2 separate regions of the Homo sapiens genome follow, and region 2 is linked to region 1. Evidence: read pairs that join two places in POLR2A ChIA-PET (ENCODE). Cell type or tissue: PC-9. All regions are shown on one strand. Region 1 overlaps HEATR5A (HEAT repeat containing 5A). Region 2 overlaps HEATR5A-DT (HEATR5A divergent transcript).

The links. Peaks named below come from ENCODE experiments on the same cell type or tissue, not always from the same donor. Only the 100,000 strongest peaks of a DNase experiment are listed, where the experiment ranks them.
Region 2: POLR2A ChIA-PET joins it to region 1 with 7 read pairs; 2 of 35 experiments call an interaction of 5 or more read pairs at or near these places.

The regions. Positions count from the first base shown.
Region 1 is chr14:31,317,406-31,321,405 of GRCh38, reverse strand. HEATR5A (HEAT repeat containing 5A) reads left to right here. Exons shown (of 36, transcript NM_015473.4): 26 at 3,114-3,182. It also overlaps the pseudogene ATP5MC1P2. Among named protein-coding and RNA genes, the nearest start is that of HEATR5A, 100 kb to the left of the region's middle. In PC-9, no CTCF peak of the experiment used is centred here; no DNase peak of the experiment used is centred here.
Region 2 is chr14:31,440,066-31,444,065 of GRCh38, reverse strand. All of the region lies in intron 2 of HEATR5A-DT (HEATR5A divergent transcript), which reads right to left. Among named protein-coding and RNA genes, the nearest start is that of DTD2, 15 kb to the left of the region's middle. In PC-9, no CTCF peak of the experiment used is centred here; a DNase peak (open chromatin) is centred at 2,105; H3K27ac peaks cover 1,767 bases.

The sequences.
Region 1 (4,000 bases):
CTTCGGGAGGCCAAGGCGGGTAGGTAGCTTTGAGCCCAGGAGTTCAAGACCGGGCAGCATGACGAAACCCCATCTCTACCAAAAATACAAAACTAGCTGGCATGGTGGAGTGCACCGGTAGTCTCAGGCTGAGGTGGGAGAATCACTTGAGCCTGGGAGACGGAGGTTGCAGTGAGCCGAGATTGTGCCACTGCACTCCAGCCTAGGTGACAGATCCAGACCCTGTCTCAAAAAAAAAAGTCTGAAACTGTCTGAGGATGGGAAAGTTAAAAAAGAGGAAGAAGAAAGGGGGAAAGAGAAAGGAAGAGAGGAAGGAAGGGAGCAAGGGAGGGAGGGAAGAAAGGGGGGAGGATCTGTCTATGAACCGAATTGGGATATCACCTCGTAAATGAGTAGGTATCTCTGCTAACGTATCACCAGTATATTCCATATATAGAAAGTACATGTGTTTGAAGAAGAAATCTTTCAGCTAATATTTTATAAAGCTTCAAGTAAAAGCAAAGTACATAAAACATGTCTTTTGGGCAGGGCAGTATGCCTGTAGTCCCAGCTCCTTAGAAGGCTGAGGCAGGAAGATCACTTGAGCCCAGAAGTTCAAGTCCAGTCTGGGCATCATAGGGAGACCTCCATCTCCAGAGAGGGGGAAAAAAAATGGCCCTGTTAAAGAAAACAAAAATAAAAAAACAAGTGTTTTGTAACTTTAAAGGTTGATTTTCCGGGTGGGGGAAGCTGAGTGCTGAGACCAAGGGCTAAAGCTGGGAGACTGAAAAAATGCAGACCACCGGGGTATTACTCATTTCTCCAGCTCTGATCTGCTGTTGTACCAGGGGTCTAATCAGGCCTGTGTCTGCCTTCTCCTTGAATAGCCCAGAGAATTCATCTAAACAGCCTTCCTACAGCAGCTCCCCACTCCAGGTGGCCAGACGGGAGTTCCAGACCAGTGTTGTCTCCCGGGACACTGACACAGCCGCCAAGTTTATTGGTGCTGGGTCAGCCACAGTTGGTGTGGCTGATTCAGGGGCTGGCATTGGAGCGGTGTTTGGCAGCTTGATTATTGTCTATGCCAGGAAGCTGTCTCTCAAGCAGCAACTCCTCTTCTATGCCATTCTGGGCTTTGCCCTGTCTGAGGCCATGGGGCTCTTCTGTTTGATGATCTCCTTCTTCATCCTGTTCGCCATGTGAGGCTCCGTGAGGGTCACCTGCCTGTCCCTGCAGCTGCAACTCCGCGCCATTCCTGGTGCTGGGGTGTGCTAAGCTTTACCATTAAACACAACGTTTCTCTAAATAAATAAATAAATAAATAAAGGTTAATTTTCATAATATATATAACCTCTTTCATTTATTTTCTAGACTTAGGAAATGATTCAGATTTCTGTGGGGTTTGTGTTGTTGTTGTTTTTGAGACAAGGTCTTACCCTGTTGCCCAGGCTGGAGTGCAGTGGCATGATTTTGGCTCACTGCAACCTGAAGTAGCTGTAACTACAGCCACACGCCACCACGCTCGGCTAATTTTTGTGTTTTTTTGTAAAGACAGGGTTTTACCATGTTGCGCAGGCTGGTCTCAAACTCTTGGGCTCAAGTGATCTGTCTGCCTCCACCTCCAACGTGCTGGGACTACAGGCATGAGCCACCAGCCCCAGCCCAAGGATTCAGGTTTCTATTACTGGTTTTGTAATCTTTTTAACTGATTATTTGACTGGTCCATTGAACAATTTAAGAAGAACAAGGAAGATAACAAAATCATTAGCTGTCTTGTAATCCTCTAGCAGCATTCATCCAAGGAGATCTCTCATTATTATTCAGAAGCAACTTCTGATGGCTAGCAGTTAGGGAGACCAGAGCAGTTCATCAGTTGATTAGCAGTCTTCATGACTTCGTTCAGCTAATACCAACATATGCTTAGGGACAAAGCAAAATGAAGGGATTAAAGTTACGTAGAACTGTCATATTAGAGGCCGGGCGCGGTGGCTCATGCCTGTAATCCCAGCACTTTGGGAGGCCGAGGTAGGCGGATCACCTGAAGTCAGGAGTTCGAGACCAGCCTGGCCAACATGGTGAAACCCCATCTCTACTAAAAATACAAAAATTAGCCAGATGTGGTGACAGACGCCTGTAATCCCAGCTACTCCGGAGGCTGAGGCAGGAGAATCACTTGAACCCAGAAGGTGGAGGTTGCAGTGAGCCGAGATCATGCCATTGCACTCCAGCCTGGGGGACAAGAGTGAGACTTTGTCTCAAAAAAAGAAAAAAAAGAACTATTATATTAGAATGAAATATTATAATTCAACTTAATTAAGAGGAGTTCTGTTATATTTTTAGCCCTCTTACAATCGCAAGTGCTAGAAATACAATTAGAACTCAAGCAGTAAAGGAAAATTATTATTAGGAATCTCTTAATTGTCTCTGCTTTCTTCCACAGTGGACTTATTCTCAGGTTTATTCTCTCCAAGTGATATCAAGATGGCTCTCTTAGCACCCAGGGCCTCAGAAAGATACAGTGCTTCTTTCCCAGTACTCCCAGTGAAAGTCTTGAGAGCCTTCATTATCCCAGCATGAGTCCCTGGAGCCAGGCAATGCTGTCAGCTCCAAAACAACAATATGGATTAAGAGTTGGGGAGAGGCTGGGCACAGTGGCTCACACCTGTAATCCCAGCACTTTGGGAGGAGGCAGTTGGATCACTTGAGGTCAGGAGTTGGAGACCAGCCTGGCCAACATAGTGAAACCCTGTCTCTACTAAAAATACAAAATTAGCTGGTTGCGGTGGCAGGCACCTGTAATCCCAGCTACTTGGGAGGCTGAGGCAGGAGAATCACTTGAACCTGGGAGGCGGAGGCTGTAGTGAGCCGAGATTGCGCCACTGCACTCCAGCCTGCCTGGGCGACAGGGCGAGACTCCGTCTCAAAAAAAAATAAAGGGGGAGAGAAGATCGTTCCCCGAAGGTAAAATTGGGATGTTGTTATCTAAAAACAGGGGAAGATACACTGGGTAGACAAAACAACAGCTGTCCATAATACCTGTTATAAATAAATAATTTTAAAATAACATTAAAAAGAGGGAGAACTTGTGCTGTCTTACTTCTTGATGTTTGATATGTCATGTAATTTCTTGCCAGGTAGGAGCAGCGCTTAGACCAGCCTTCACTTCAGAGACACCACCTGATGTCACTGCCAAAGCATGTCAGGTAAATGGTTAAAAGATGAAGCTTAAGAGATAATCTTGGGAAGCAGTCCTCCAGTTAGTATTTTTTTACCAATGTTTTTTCTTTATGGTTGTCTTACCGTCAATCATAGCTTACACTTTTCTTCTTAAACTTACTCTTCCTTTTTGATAACTGCATGATAATCCACTATATAGATATGTTATAATTTATTTAACCAGTTCCATATTGACGGACATTGGGTTTTTTTCTTTTGCTATTAGAATAGTGCTGTATGAGTGACCTTGTGCATAGGTCATTTCACTGGGTGTAAGCATATCTGTGAGATAAATTCCCCAAAATTGAATTGATGGATTCCCCCAAAATTGAATTGATGGATAATTGATGGATATTAGAGGTGTTTACCATTTAAATTTCCACCAGCAATGTTATACAAGTACCTGTTTTGCCACAGTCCCAGCAACATTGTGAGTCATCAAACTTTTACATTTTTGTCTATACGATACAATAAAAAGTCTGTCTCAGGATAGTTTAGATTTGTATTTCAAGTGAGATTGAGCACTTTTTCATATACTTAAGAGCCATACAATATACAATTTTAAACAGTTGCTTTTCTCAGACTGCGTTGTCAGACACTTAATATCCAGCCCTAGGCCAGGTACAGTGGCTCACGCCTGTAATCCCAGCACTTTGGGAGGCCAAGGCAGGTGGATCACTTGAGGTCAGGAGTTAGAGACCAGCCTGGCCAACATGGTGAAACCCAGTCTACTAAAAATAGCTAGGCGTGGTGGCAGGTGTCTGTTGTCCCAGCTACTCAGGAGGCTGAGGTGGGAGGATCACTT
Region 2 (4,000 bases), 120 kb before region 1:
CATGTGCCATATTGGTGTGCTGCACCCATTAACTCGTCATTTACATTAGGTATATCTCCTAATGCTATCCCTCACCCCTCCCCCGACCCCACGACAGCCCCTGGTGTGTGATGTTCCCCACCCTGTGTCCAAGTGTTCTCATTGTTCAGTTCCCACCTATGAGTGAGAACATGCGGTGTTTGGTTTTCTGTCCTTGCAATAGTTTGCTGAGAATGATGGTTTCCAGCTTCATCCATGTCCCTACAAAGGACACGAACTCATCCTTTTTTATGGCTGCATAGTATTCCATGGTGTATATGTGCCACATTTTCTTAATCCAGTCTATCATTGTTGGACATTTGGGTTGGTTCCAAGTCTTTGCTATTGTGAATAGTGCTGCAATAAACATACGTGTGCATGTGTCTTTATAGCAACATGATTTATAATCCTTTGGGTATATACCCAGTAATGGGATGGCTGGGTCAAATGGTATTTCTAGTTCTAGATCCTTGAGGAATTGCCACACTGTCTTCCACAATGGTTGAACTAGTTTACAGTCCCACCAACAGTGTAAAAGTGTTCCTATTTCTCCACATCCTCTCCAGCACCTGTTGTTTCCTGACTTTTTAATGATTGCCATTCTAACTGGTGTGAGATGGTATCTCATTGTGGTTTTGATTTGCATTTCTCTGATGGCCAGTGATGATGAGCATTTTTTCATGTGTCTGTTGGCTGCATAAATGTCTTCTTTTGAGAAATGTCTGTTCATATCCTACTTTTTTCACCTACTTTTTGATGGGGTTGTTTGATTTTTTCTTGTAAATTTGTTTAAGTTCTTTGTAGATCGTGGATATTACCCCGAAAAGCGCATTGTTAAACAAATTCACTCAAGATGTAAACAGTGACAAAGTCAGTGCCAAATAACAAAGAAAAATTGGATGCAATTGAATATTTTCACAGCATATGGGGAATTGGCATATTTGCAATAGTTAATAGTAGAGTTTCTTAATCATTTGTCCTATGGTGGAGTGTCTCAAAGTGTGTCTTTGTACTGGAATCACCTGTTAAGATGCAGTTTTCTGGGACCATCCCAAACATACTAAATTAGAATCTCAGGAGTTAAAATCTGTCTAGTCACCAGTCTCTCCCCAAGATGATTCTTGTGTACACTGGAATCCCAGAACCACTGTTAACCAGAATGAAGCCCAGGCTTCTAAGGCTGGTATCACGGTTTATAATCTGGCTCCAGCTCAACTGTCTCACCTTTTCTCCCGCTACTCCCAGTATACCTCTATTTGTATTTTTCCAGTATAGCCCTATTTATATTTTTCTTAGATCATGGCCTTACCTAACTTGCCCTTTTCTGTACTCTAAATCCATCATTACTCAGTCTCTTCTGACCCCATAGTAATTTCTTCTGCCTCTACCACCTTTGGCGTTATGATTGTGCCACTCCTGATGCTTGTGATGTATTTTATAAGATTAAGTACTTTGGCTTTAATTTTTTATATTAATATGTCGACTGCAAGAGAATAAGTAATATTGGGCAGAGACAGTATAATGGTAGGAAGACATAGTATAGTGTGTTAGTGTACATAGTACAGTGTGTTTACACTGTATTATATCTGCCTACCATTATACTGTCTAAGCCCTGTCTCTACTAAAAATACAAAAATTAGCCGGGCTTGGTGGCAGGTGTCTATAATCCCAGCTACTCGGGAGGCTGAGGCAGGACAGTCACTTGAACCTGGGAGGCAGAGGTTGCAGTGAGCCGAGATGGCACTACCGCACTCCAGCCTGGGCGACAGAGCAATACTCTGTCTCAAAATAAGAAAAAAAAACAAACAAACAAACCTATATTTGAGTCTTTTCATAAAGCAAACTTTCTATGATGCAAAAATATCTTTATTTTGTTTACAAATATGAATTTTGATGAAACAAGATTTATTAAAACCCTTCTATATTTAATCACAAAATAAAGCAGTTATGTGGGATACATCACAAATAGCCAACTTTAAGATAAATATGACCCTACTTCTTTTTACTGGACTTTTCCATGTGAATGAATTCTTCACACTGGGTTAGTCAGCATTTTTCTCTTAAGAAGCTTAATAAAATTTGACCTATTACATCAGCCTTTTATCTGAATGTGAAAAGAAGAATTTATGTGGAGAATGCACCACACCCTGTATAACAGTATCTGAGAACCATTAGCTATTATTGCCATAAACATTTGAGGTTGGGAAAGTAATTGTGGGCTTTTTTTTTGTTTTAAGGGAAGGTATGGAGTTTTTTTAGAAAATGTCTGATCATACTAGCGAAAATGTAACCCTTGGCTCCAACTTTGAGAGACTGTTTACTTCAACCTTGTACTAATGTAGATAGGCTAAGGCACACTTTCTATTCCTGGCATTCTTCTGATTTCCTTAGCAGCCCCAAGGTATGTCTATGAGCAAACATGACCATCTTTTAAGTTTAGTTTGCTCAATGCCTGCATTATTTTTTCTTCTGATTACATTCTGAAAGTCCTCGGGGCTTTTATTTCTTTTTTTTTTTTTTCTTTTGAGACACATTTCACTGTCGCCCAGGCTGGAGTGATCTTGGTGCGATCTTGGCGCGATCTTGGCTTACTGCAACCTCTGCCTCTGGGCTTCAAGCGATTCTCCTGCCTAAGCCTCCCAAGTAGCTGGGATTACAGGTGACTACCACCATGCCTGGCTAATTTGGTTTTTTTTGCTTTTTGTTTTTTTGAGACAGAGTCTTGCTCTGTTGCCTAGGCTGGAGTGCAATGGTGTGATCTTGGCTCACTGCAACCTCCGCCTCCCACGTTCAAGTGATTCTCCTGCCTTAGCCTCCTGAGTAGCTGGGATTGCAGGCACTGGCCACCACGCCTGGCTAATTTTTTATTTTTTTAGTAGAGATGGGGTTTCACCATTTTGGACAGGCTGGTCTCAAACTCCTGACCTCGTGATCTGCCCACCTTGGCCTCCCAAAGTGCTGGGATTACAGGTATGAGCCACTGCGCCTGGCCTAATTTTGTATTTTTTTGTAGACACGGGGTTTCTTTTTTTTTTTTTTTTATTGCTATACTTTAAGTTCTAGGGTACATGTGCACAACGTGCAGGTTTGTTACATATGTATACATGTGCCATGTTGGTGTGCTGCACCCGTTAACTTGTCATTTACATTAGGTATATCTTCTAATGCTATCCCTTCCCCTCCCCACACCCCACGACAGGCCCCGGTGTGTGATGTTCCCCATCCTGAGACATGGGGTTTCACCATGTTGACCAGGCTGGTCTCGAACTCCGGACCTCAAGTGATCCACCCACCTCAGCCTCGAAAGTTTTGGGATTACAAGCGTGAGCCACCCCACCCAGCCACAGGGCTTTTACTTCTTTTCATTATATACATATTTGCCTTTTAAAACCCATATGTTGAAAATCTAACATTTGCTTAATACTGCATAATGGATACTTGCTTTCCACTTAAATGTTGTGGTCTTTATAATCTGCAGGTCAGCAGTGTAGCTAGGGGCTGTGTGAAATGTTTAAGATATGATCACTAGCCCCAAGGAATTTACCATCTAGTAGGGGACACATTAGCCACAAAAATGCACTAGGTAGTATGTGGTCTCTGATGTCTGGACAATGCTATCAGTGAGTTTTATTAATAAAATAGCTGCAGAAGGAGAAGACACTTTTGGCTAGGGTAGTGAATCTTCATTTAAAAATGTATTGCTGGCCAGGTGTGGTAATCCCAGCACTTTGGGAGGCCAAGGCAGGAGGATCACTTGAGCCCAGGAGTTCAAGACCAGCCTGGGCAATACAGTGAGACCTTGTCTCAACAAAACAAACAAAAAACTGTGTCTTTTATTTTTCTGTGTGTGAGTTTATGATCTTTGTTTTCTTTATTTCTTATAAAATAAGCGAGAGATATGAACATCAATCATTATAAAAAGCAATCAGAAAAGCCACAAGGTTTAGACTGGGAGAGAAGATAGTCACAGTTCCCGTGAGAT